Linked DNA regions of Homo sapiens: regions 2 and 3 are each linked to region 1. Evidence: chromatin contacts called from ENCODE Hi-C data. All regions are on one chromosome and are shown on one strand. Each heading gives the region's core, a stretch centred on a gene start or an enhancer-like site at or near the end of the contact. The rest is flanking DNA. Distances are from core to core; before and after follow the strand shown.

Region 1 (3,666 bases), core at 327-2,826:
GCCTGGAGTAGCACAACTCTATTCCTTTCACACAAACTTGAACTGTCTAACAAAATCATGCACATAACTTAATCATGTCTTAGTTGTTTGTTTTTGAGACAGGGTCTCTCTCTATCCCCCAGGCTGGAGTGCAGTGGTGTAATGACACTTCCGTCTCCAACACTGGGGCTCAAGCGATCCTCTCACTTCAACCTCCTGAGTACCTGGGACTATAAGGGTGCACCACCATGCCTGGCTAATTTTTAAATATTTTGTAGAGACAGGGTCTTGCTATGTTACCCAGGCTGGTCTCAAACTCCTGGGCTCAACGTCTTAGCTGTTCTAACAGTTTCTCAGCATGGACTCCACTTGTATACATCATTTCTAGAGAAATAAAGTTTATTTCTATAATACAAAAAAAGTGCACATTACAAGAATTAAGGAAGGGAAATTTCACAAAAATTTCTGCCCACAAACAAAGTCCTCAAGTTGTTCTAGTCTCCATTCTCACCTTTTCAAAAGCTTCTGCTATAGTTTTGTTTTTAAATTTCATAAAATTGAGAAGAAACTTTCCTAAGGTGCACACATCTTAAAAGAGTATGACTCGGTGAATTTTTTACATATACATACACCTGTGTAACCACCGCAGAGCAAGACAGAATATTTACAGCACCCCAGTTTCCCACATCACCAGGGATCACTCACTATTTGGCAGTACTTATTTTTTCCCAAAAATCACTAATACACCAGGCTGGGGAAAAAACCGAGAGTCCGTTTCTATAAAAAAAAATTTGAAAAATTAGCCAAGCGTGGTGCAGCGAGCCTGTAGTCCCAGTTACCGAGGAGGCTGGGGCGGGAAGATCACTTGAGCCCAGGAGTTCCAGGTTACAGTGAGCTATGATTGTGCCACTGCACGCTAGCATGGGCGACAGAGGGAGACCCTGTCTCTAAAAGAAAAAAGAAAAAAAAATAATTAAAACACACCAGTGCTTTGGAAGCACTTTAAATCCTGGACATTGGATTCAGGTCATTTACTGTCCGACCTCGTTATTCCCAGTTTCCGCTTCTGCCCTGAACCCCACTTCACAGGGCTGATTGCTAGGCTGTCTACGCTTGTAAGAATTCCTGGGAGCCCTAGCACGGGCGCATACACTCCTAGCAAATCGTTCCCTTTCTCACCCGCACCCTCCGCGCCCGAGTGAGCCTACCTCGCTTACAGCTGGTTGCCGGCCATTGCCTCCGCCACCAATGACGTCCCCAGGGGCGGGTACGCCTCCGCTTCCACCTCCGCCACTTCTCCGCGCCCCGCCTCCGCCCGCGCCCCGCCTCCGCCCGCGCCCCGCCTCCGCCCGCGCCCCGCCTCTTTCCCGCGCCCCGCCTCTTTCCCGCGCCCCGCCTCAGTTCCCGCCCCCTCTCCCGGCGCCCCGTCTCCACTCCCGCCCCGTACCTCGTTGCACAGACTCCACCCACTTCCCCAAGCGCCGGGGTTTGCGCAGCGGCGGAAATGGGCAGGGCGGAGCGAGCGCTGCGGCTAAAGCGAAGGCGGGGACCCTACCCATCCCTAGTCCTGTCGGCTCCTCCCACCCCGGGTCACGCCGTGACAGGGGCGGAAGCGGCGGCGGCGGCGGCGGCCGAGAAGAGGCTGGGGCTCGCGGCGCGGCTGCAGCCGTCCTGTGCGCGCGGCGCGCGGCTCCGGAGAGGCGCCCGCAGTCCAGGGCGGCGCGCACCGCCTCGCTGGCGCTCAGAGGTGGGAGGCTCCCCACTCCGGGGGCGTGCGTGGGGGCCGTGGCGGATTTCGGGTGACAGCGTTGCACAAAGCAGCTTGGTTGGGGTGCAAGCCCTCCCTTTCCCCCTGTGCAGCGCCCCTCGCCGTGGTGGGAGGTGGGCGGGTGCCCCAGGGACGGATACCTCCTGCCCCGGATTAAAAGAGGGTGCGGGGTGGGTATCTGTCTGAAGAAGGGGGAATTCCCGGGCTAGGGTGTTGGGGCGTGGGGTCGCCGGGTTCGTCGCGATGTTGCCGGTCGGCTAACCCCCCTACAATGTTTCCTTTCTGTACAGCGGTGCCTTTTCCCCGAGACTCCCGGCACCTCTTCAGCGCAAAGGTGAGCCCCGGGGCAGTTGCTTCTCCGACTTCGAAAAGCTTCCGAAAGCTTCTCGGAAAGCGAGGCGGCTGCAGCTGGCACCGGGAGTTTGGGGCTCCCTCCTGGGGACTGTCAGAGCCGCGGGAGAACCCCACGGTCCTGGAGTAGGAACTCCCTCGCTTGTTCTTCCCGGCCGATAGGGTGCGGCCAGGAGCCCGCACAGCCTTGCAGGTGTTGTAGTAATTCTCTGGCACAGCCACCACGCGTTGAGACTTGATGAGCATTGCCAGGTTGCTGGGGTAACTCCTCTGGGATTGGAGACCTGGAGGAGGGGTGGCCCGATTAGGGTAGCTGTTAGTCAACGGCCGGGCAGCTGACAGGTGAAAGAGGAAGGAAGAGGCCGACCCAGCTGTAGAAAGTTGGGGTTCAGTGATGTGGAAACCAGCCACATAGAAGTCCAGTCTTCCCTTGGGTAAGCCTGCAGGACTCCCCAGTCCACTCCAGTTGGGGAATCCCCCACACCACGTATACACACATAACTCAAGGCTTTGACCAGTTTTGTTTTGTGTTTTTAAATCTATTTTAGTGGCAGAAAGGCGAGTGGGAGAGAAGGCTTCTTCAGGAGGTACATGAGAAAATTACCATCAATAATTATTTGCCTTGCTGGGAGAATCAACAAAAGATATCTAGGCAATTGGGGATTTAATATTGAATCATTGAACTGCATGTTGAATATTGAATAATTCAATATTGAATTATTCAATATTGGGAGGCCGAGGTGGGCGATCACTTGAGGTCAGGAGTACTTCAAGACCAGCCTGGCCAAGGTGGTGAAACCTGGTCTCTACTAAAAATACAAAAATTAGCCGGACGTGGTGGCACACACCTGTAATCCCAGCTACTCGGGAGGCTGAGGCAGAAGAATCGCTTGAACCCAGGAGGTGGATGTTGTAGTGAGCCGAGATCGCACCACTGTACTCCAGCCTGAGCCACGGAGGAAGACTCCGTCTCAAAAAAAAGAAAAAATCTTTTTGAATAAGCTGCTTCAGAAAAACCTAGGGATTATTATAATGAAATCTACATATTGATATATCCACTTATATATTTACCAAAAAATCCCACTTTTTTATCACATTAAAAGAAAACCAAAGCCAAATTTTAAATGCTTGAATTAAAAATTAGAAATATATGTATAATGTTGAGCATGAAACCAATTGGTTATATTTAGGTGTGTTTATTAATTTGAAAAATCAAGAAGGAAGACATTTTAGTATACTAAAAATTTTTTCTTCATTTTAAGACCTAAGGACCCAGCAAGTGGAGATATATAAATTACATCAAGTGCCAAAAGTTCTGAGAATGGATTCATATAACCCTCAATTGTATAAAGTTGAAAATATGCTATCATAAAAACCCTCGATAAGATTTAATAATGGCTTTTATAGCTCATGTTTTCATTTCCTTGTTAACCATTTCTTGAATTCTTTGTTGCATTAAGTACCTATTTTCTAGTATTCAGTTAGATTAAAATGTTTGATGAAATTTCAGGAAACTATACTTTCTTTTGAGAATGCATACCTTCCCAGGTGACAGGGTCAAATGTTGC
Region 2 (3,666 bases), core at 774-3,273, 2.9 Mb before region 1:
TTCACAACAGGAAAATCTTTCAACCACTAAGAAGGCCAACCTTTTTTCTCTTTCAGGGAAAACAACACTAATATTATTCAAATCTTTTGGAAATGAGCAAATTCCTTCCTTTCCCCTCTGCCCTGAGGCCTCAACTTTACACAATAGTTTTTCACACCAGGTGACCTGGAGCTGGTAGCCTGGCAGGGGAGTTCGCAAGCCCAGGACTGAGAAGTCCAGGCCCCAGGGCTAGTTAGGGGAACAGAAAAGAAACTCACCTTTGTTCATTAATATTTGCCTAGGGAATGAGGTATCTGCGTTAAACTTACAGAAAGCTGGTTAAAATCTTAACAACGTGGAGACGTGGAGATTCCCAGTATGCCAGTCCTAATGATCAGAAAGTTTTTAGAAAACACCTTGGGTGGCCCTACTGTAGTCTGCCCCATTGGATCCTTCCCAGGAAATGGCACCAGCGTACAAGTTTTGCAGTATTCAGGGCACAAAAGATCATTTATTTTTCCAATTGTGAAGTGAACATTAGATAAAATTATTTCATTTCAGATTTTTTGAAAAGGTAAAAATAATAAGGAAAATACCCTCTCGAAAAGGCTTTTTATTTCGTTTACTGAAAGCTTCCAATAACGTGCCTAGTTTTAAACTAGGTTACTGTTATTTATCACATAATCATCCCCACAGGTTTGATCACCACTAATTTGCAGATGCGGAAACTGACAAGCTCAGAGAGGCTCTCGGTTGCCTTTTGGGAAGTGGCCAAGGCGCGATTTGAATCCAGGTCTCTTACCTCCAGTTTCTGAGACCTTTCTAGACACCAAGGTTATCTCTTCAAATACTGCTGCAAGTAAACAGCTGTGTGAGTATCTAGACTTTTGAAGTTAGCAGACTCTAGGGAATAGGTAGAATAAAATATATGGGTATGTGTTCGCGGGAGCGCTTCTGCCACGTTTTATTCCGAGGCTAGCCTGAGAGATCATGGAAAACATTGCTTCTCCAAAACCACAGCGAAAAACAAGGAAATTAACAAGGCAGAATCGCGATGCGAGACTTGACAAAGTTGTTAATAAGGCGAAGGCCCAAAGCGCTATGCCAGGGCCTGCTACTTCATTTGTTTCAGCGATTAAACCAGCACGACAGGGGGCTGGAGGCAGGTAAAAAGCAGGCTCTTGCGTGGCCCGGACAGTTGATATTCCTGGCACTCGGTGTTCGAGATGTTTCCTTACAATTGCGTGTCTGTGCGGCTCGGTCTCCATATTCCACTCATTTTTGTCTCAACATTTTGTGGTATTTTATCACAAAATACGCCCGGCAAAGCAAAGATCCCGTTCAGTCTCTTTAAACACGGCTATCTTTTCTCAGGAGGCAGCCGCCGGGGCTTCACTCCTGGGCCACCAGCGACGTCCTCCAAGCGGGTCGAGCGGAGGCGCGTTCGCGACCCAGGGGCAGCGTGCCGAGCCCGGGCGTGGGGGGGCGTGGCCTTTCCACTCGGCGACCCCCGGCCACCGCCCACCCCGCGCGTGGGGGCGTGCGCGACTGCGGGGCGCGGAGAGGGGTGACCTCGGACTACCCTAGGCGCCCGCAGCACGCTCTGTACACAGACGCGAGGCGCTGTCCTGAGGTGACACCGGCTGCACGGCACAAGCAGCAGGCGCCGCCGATCAACTAGTTCGCACCGAGGATTCCTCTTGGTGCGTGGCCCAGTTTTCCTTAGGACGGGCTCCAACCCCTCCCTGACACCGCCCCCCTCACCGCCACGCTCCGAGGCCTTCCCCGGGGAAGCCTCGCGTCCCTCCCCCGCGGCTCCGGGCCGCACGCGCGCGATTCCTCGATTCCACAGGCGGTTCGCGCCGCGGGTGGGGGCGGGGCGCGCGGGGAGGGGGCTGGCGGCCGCCAGGGGAGGGGGGCCGGGGCCCGGGGGGCGGAGGAGGGCCGGCGTGGGGAGTTCCTCGCTCGCGGACCACACGCTCCGCGGGCCAATCCCGAGCCAGCCTCTAGCAGTGTCGCACGCGGGACACGTCCAAGCGTTTGTTGGCACGGCCAGTGAGGGGGAGGGGGCGAGGAGGAGGGAGGGGAGTTGAGTGACAGGCTTTGCGGGGCAGGCTGGGAATTGTAGTTCCCAGCTTCCGTGGCCATAGCCATTTTGTAGTCGGGGGACTACAACTTCCAGAAGATCAAGGGGACCATTCTAAGGTGCCCCGGGAATAGGCGGCTCTCCCCGGGGCCGGGCGTCCTGGGGCACTCCTACCCAGCAGCCCGGCTGCAGGTAGACGCGAAGGCAGTGGCGGGGGCTGGCGTGGGGCGGCCGTGGGGTGAGCGGCAGGCAGGGGAAAGGGGGTGAGGTGGAGCGACGGAGCGTGCCATGCATTGAGCTAGGGAGCCTCTCTCAATTCCACGCCTGGGCTCGGCGTGGGAGCGACGCCCGAGGGCTTGCCTGGGAGGGGTTCGTCGAGGTCGCTCGGGTGTCTGGTTGGCCAGGCTGCGGGGGTGCCCTGGACTGGGCCAGGGGCGGTCGGCACCAGGCTAAGCGGGCGCCTGGCGGCTGAGCGGTGGGAGTTTTCGGCTGGCGCCCGGCGGGGAATTATCCGAGGAGCCCTAACTTGTATAAAAGCAGAGTCCATTTAAAGTTGGGCTGGATAGCCTCTCTCTCATTGGTTAGGGGGCTTGGAAAAAAGAGACTCGGCGAGCCCTCGCTGTGGTGCTGCCGCCGCCGCCGCCGCCGCCGCTGGAGTTGACTCTTCTGCTCGCACTGCTGCTGCAGCACAAACGTGACTTCCAACATTTTTTATTTATCTTTCCCTTTTCTTTTCCAAGATGTAACTACGGATCAGACACTAAGGACCTTCACGTTTCGCTGATGTAGTTTTTGGAGGAAAAAGGGGGGGGAGTGAAGGGCGTCGGTTTTTTTTTGTGTGTGTGTGTATGTGTTTCGGGGGAAATTTTCCATTATGAGTGTTTTACTAAAGTGAATTTTTTTTTGTTTGCTTCGTTCGTCTTTGGCTCTTTTTTTTTCCTTCCCAATTTCGGATTTATTTCAAGGCGAATCTGGCTTTGGGGGAAGAGGAAGAAAAGTCGGATTACAAGATCAACCACCACCAACAACAATAAAAACCACCAGGATATTTTTTTGCAAATTTCTGACGGCTTTAAATTCATGAAGCAATTGTCCCCTTTTGCAATCAGCATTTGGATCTCAGAATGAGCAAGGAAAGACCCAAGAGGAATATCATTCAGAAGAAATACGTAAGTGCTCCTAACAACACATCCTTTGACTTGCAGTTTTAAGCAATGGCTGTGAATGTCAAGTTTATAGATAATTCTGCCTCTGAAGGGTTTTAAACACAGCGTCCGATAAGGCTGTTTCTTTTTTTTCTGAAAGAGGGCTTTTCAAGCAAAGTGGTGTCTGCCTAGTTTGGTTGAAAAAACAGACTGGTGTAGAGATACCTCAAGTGAATAAATTGACCTCGAATGACACAACCATAATCTACTTTTAGATGAAAGGCAAGGGATTTTGGTGGAGCTTGAGGTGGGGGGTGGCTGCGGTAATGTAACTAAACTGCATTCTCAAGCGGATTTGGCCCCGTATTGCACTTTGCATGCAAATGAGCCTGTGTTATTATTATTAATGTTATTTGGAAAAATCGTGTAACGCATGTGTGTTGGAAGCCCTTTAAG
Region 3 (3,666 bases), core at 1,167-3,666, 2.5 Mb before region 1:
GTCAAGTCAGTTTCCAAGGGGTTCTAACTAGATCCCTTTGGCATGTCTCTCCTTAACTAACTCTAAACGTTTAGGGTTACCCTGATCTCCCAGGATGGTTTGTGCCCCAGCAGTCCAGAGCCCACTCCAGAATCTACATTCCGGGGTAAAATGCCTTCTTACAAAGGTCAGGAGCATGAATGCTTCTGAGGCAACCATGTGACCTAGAGTTATAGTAACTACAAGATGGGCTCTTGTGCCATCAAGGAATTCCATGAAGTACTAACAGGAGAATAATGGCCACTCTCATGCTACAAATGGGCCATTTCAGCATCACACCAAAAAGTTTTCAATACAATAATTTACGCTCTGAAAAGAAGGTACTTTTACTAAATAGGGAGAACAAAATGCAAGCACGCAAGCACACCCATCAGTGAATGACTCCGAGCGTCCATAACTTTCTAAACACCAAACTAACAAAAATGATTGACGCATGGTAAGTGCTCAAGCGTTTGACAGTTTGTTATTCAACGCCCAATGTGCAAATAGTATTAACATTTTTGTCCATTAAGATAAAATTTTGGCTAACATCTTTCTCATTAGAAATTTAAAACGAGGCTGGGCGCAGTGACTAATACCCATAATCCCACCACTTCAGGAAGCCTAGGAGGGAGGATCTCTTGTACCCAGGAGTTGGAGGCTGCAGCGAGCTATAATAGCGCCACTGCGCTCCAGCCTGGGCAACAGAGCGAGAACTTGTCACTTTAAAAAAAAGGGGGGGAGGGTGGGCCGGGAACGGTGGCACACGCCTGTAATCCCAGCACTTTGGGAGGCCAAGGCGGGAGGATCACAAGGTCAGGAGTTCGAGACCAGCCTGGCCAATATGGTGAAACCCGTCTCTACTAAAAAATACAAAAATAAGCCGGGCGCCTCTAGTCCCAGCTACTCAGGAGGTGGAGCCAGGAGAATCGCTTGAATCCGGGAGGCGGCGGTTGCAGTGAGCCGAGATCACGCCACTGCACTCCAGTCTGGGTGACAGAGCAAGACTCCATCTCAAAAAAAAGGGGGGTGGGGGGGAGAAATTTAAAACAGTATGAGTGGAAATGTTCTCACATTCAGTGCATCCTCCAACAGGATTTGTAAGCTAAAGTTGAAAGATCCTTTTCAAAGACAGATCTTTTTCACTTTAAAGGAATGAAAAAATTAAAATTAAGCACTAAGTAACAATACTGACATGATGCTTGCTTCGTGTTTTACACATTAATTCATTAATCCTTGTAATAACCTTTTAAGTACCATCATTATCCCCATTTTACGGTAGCGGAAACAGTACATTGAGGCAAGGCAGCTGAGTAACTACGTTTGATTTAGTGGTCGAGCCAGGATGCCTAGGCAATCTGGCGCCAGAGTCTCGGCCTGTGGTTCCCAGGCGTTGGTGCCCACTGGAATCCCCTGGGGATCTTTAAAACGCCGTCTCCAGGCACTCTGGTCAACAGGTAGGGGGTGAGACCTGGGCATCAGAACTCTGAAAGGTTCCCAGGTGATTCTAAGCAAAGTTTGGGAACCGCTGGGTATTAAAAGCATTCCTAAAGTTCTGTCGCTTCTCCTGCTTAGGAGTTCCTTCGCCGAGGCGCTGAGCTCACGGCAAAGGTAGAGAAAGGACGCAACGGGGAGGGGCGGCCAGCCTTGCCAAGGGTTAGGCCGGCGAGCCGGGCGTGAAAGCCGAGACGCGGCGCGGAAGGCTGTGGCCGGAGGGTGCAGGCTGCTGCGCGGTGCGATCCGACTCGGGGAGGGTGGCTGGCCCAGCTCCAGGTGCGCACGAGCAGGTGTCTGCTGGGCCGAGGGGCGCAGGCCACTGTGCCGCGGGGGCGGAAGCGGTGAGGCGCGCTGGCTTCTCACATGACTTCCCTCCAGGGCCCAGCTGATGCTGCCGGGAAAGGACCGCAGGGTCCCACACCCCCCCCGGGCGCTCCGCTGCGCCGCCGAGCGCCTCCCGGTCCTGGGGGGTGCGCGTCACAGGCGGCCCGCAGGGACCTAAGTTACTTTGCGCCGCCCGACGCGAGGACGCCGGGAAGTTCGTTACTTTCCTCGGCGGGGCGGGGCGGGGAGGTGCGGGACAGGACGGACCCTGGACCGTGGCGCGGGGAAGGGAGCGAGGCAGGGGCATCCCAGGCGGCGGCCCGGCCCCCTCAGGTCCCTTTTCGTCGCCCACCGTATACCCACCCGGAGGTGAAATCCTGCTGCACGCTCAGCAGCCGCTCGCGAAGGGTCTCCAGCATTGCCGCCGCCGCCGGTCTCCTCTCCTCAGGCCTCGGGCTGCTGCTGCCTCTGTCGCCCCCTGGGTCCCACGCCGCCAACCCCGCGCTGTCACCGCGCGCCCCGCACTCCCACTACCGGCCCCGCCCCCGGTCTGGTCCTCGCCGCCGCGCCGCAACCCCAGCCCCTTCCGCGTTCCCGCCCCGCGCGCGCCAGGCTCGCGCAGCCGCAGTGGACTGCGCCGGGCTCGGGCTGCGGAAAAGGGGCGGGTCTTCCCCCGACCGAGAGGGCCAGTAGCTCCTCGGCTCATTCCTATCCCGCACCAGGCCTTCTCGTTTTTTTTTTTTTTTCTTTAAAATGGAAGCGGCATCGTGAAAGGATGATTTAACTCGAAGCCTCCTTTGAGGGAAGTGTTGGCTTTTACGTTTTGGAAGAGAATTGGATCTCTCTCTTCAATAGGCGATGTGCACAAATCATTGCATGGATTCTAGGTCCAGGATCTGACCCCACTGGCTTTCACCTTGAATGAGACAGTCAAATATTGAGCCTCGGTTTCTTCATTCATAAAATGGCAATAATAGTCGACTGTCTCGACATTCTTACTTTCCACTCTCTCTTTACCCCCCCAGGCTTTTGTGCCCTACACACCAAAGGTGATCGCCTTTCGCGAGTCACCAGTGACTTCCATGTTGCTGATGCCTTTTATTACTTCTCTGCCCTGATTTTTTCTCCACCTCTCAGTGGCTTTCAATGCAGTTTATCATCCCCATCCTTAAAACACTTTCTTCTCTTGCTAAGCACTCCATAGTTCCTCTCTCCCTTCCGCTCCACCCCTTCTCCTATTTTAATAGCCACTCCCAAGGCTACAGTCCAGCCTCCCCAGCTCTTCTCTCTTCTCCAGATGTGTTGTTCCATAGATGGATAGCATAGAGTCTATCCATTACCACGCTGTAAATTCTGTCAAGGAACCGATGACTCCCACAGCTCTATCTTCTGCCCTGTCCTTCCTCCCTCTCCGTCAATTCATACCAGTTGCTTACTCATGTAAGCATGTATACAACATGTATCCAAAAGGCATCTCAGACCAACATACACAAAATTGAAAATTTCATTCATTGCATGTTCACCTTTAATCTGCTCATCCTGTATTTTCCGTTTCAGTAAATGACACCACCATCCACCAATTTGCTCAAGGTAAGACACTTGAAATCACCTCTGGTTCCCCTCTTTTCCTCATTCCCCATATTAACCCATCAAATCCAATCAACTCTACTCCTGAAGTATTTCTGGAACCTCCTTCTCTTTCTATATCTTCACTATATTTATCCTGGTCGAAGGCACCATCCTCTTTCAATGGGAACACAGACAGTTCTTCCAGATTCTACTCTTTTGCCATACACACCCCTATAATCCATCCTTGACACAGCAGCC

Evidence for each region. Hi-C counts contacts between places; a loop is a spot of excess contacts on that map. Pooled maps may share reads with other maps.
Region 2: a map of CD8-positive, alpha-beta T cell shows a loop between it and region 1 (21-fold over the local background). The contact joins the promoter of JARID2-DT here to the promoter of KDM1B in region 1. A Hi-C loop is called at or near these places in 6 of 168 maps with a recorded cell type or tissue (CD4-positive, alpha-beta T cell, CD4-positive, alpha-beta memory T cell, CD8-positive, alpha-beta T cell and 1 more), 3 of 37 single-sample maps with no recorded cell type and 10 of 50 pooled maps.
Region 3: a loop to region 1 is called in a map of CD4-positive, alpha-beta T cell, with 7 times the contacts of the local background. The contact joins the promoter of DTNBP1 here to the promoter of KDM1B in region 1. A Hi-C loop is called at or near these places in 3 of 168 maps with a recorded cell type or tissue (CD4-positive, alpha-beta T cell, CD4-positive, alpha-beta memory T cell and CD8-positive, alpha-beta T cell), 1 of 37 single-sample maps with no recorded cell type and 7 of 50 pooled maps.

The regions. Positions count from the first base shown.
Region 1 is chr6:18,153,846-18,157,511 of GRCh38, forward strand. KDM1B (lysine demethylase 1B) reads left to right here and starts at 1,577. Exons shown (of 22, transcript NM_001364614.2): 1 at 1,577-1,726; 2 at 2,038-2,081. It overlaps TPMT (thiopurine S-methyltransferase), which reads right to left and starts at 1,232. Exons shown (of 9, transcript NM_000367.5): 1 at 1,188-1,232. RefSeq lists a silencer at 1,278-1,837 and an enhancer at 2,278-2,517.
Region 2 is chr6:15,243,351-15,247,016 of GRCh38, forward strand. It overlaps JARID2-DT (JARID2 divergent transcript), which reads right to left and starts at 2,024. Exons shown (of 1, transcript NR_187237.1): 1 at 573-2,024. It overlaps JARID2 (jumonji and AT-rich interaction domain containing 2), which reads left to right and starts at 2,719. Exons shown (of 18, transcript NM_004973.4): 1 at 2,719-3,234. The coding sequence starts at 3,190. RefSeq lists enhancers at 834-1,347, 2,537-2,586, 2,697-2,796 and silencers at 1,347-1,656, 1,667-1,926.
Region 3 is chr6:15,660,612-15,664,277 of GRCh38, forward strand. It overlaps DTNBP1 (dystrobrevin binding protein 1), which reads right to left and starts at 2,417. Exons shown (of 10, transcript NM_032122.5): 1 at 2,203-2,417. The coding sequence starts at 2,258. RefSeq lists an enhancer at 1,624-1,673 and a silencer at 1,904-2,413.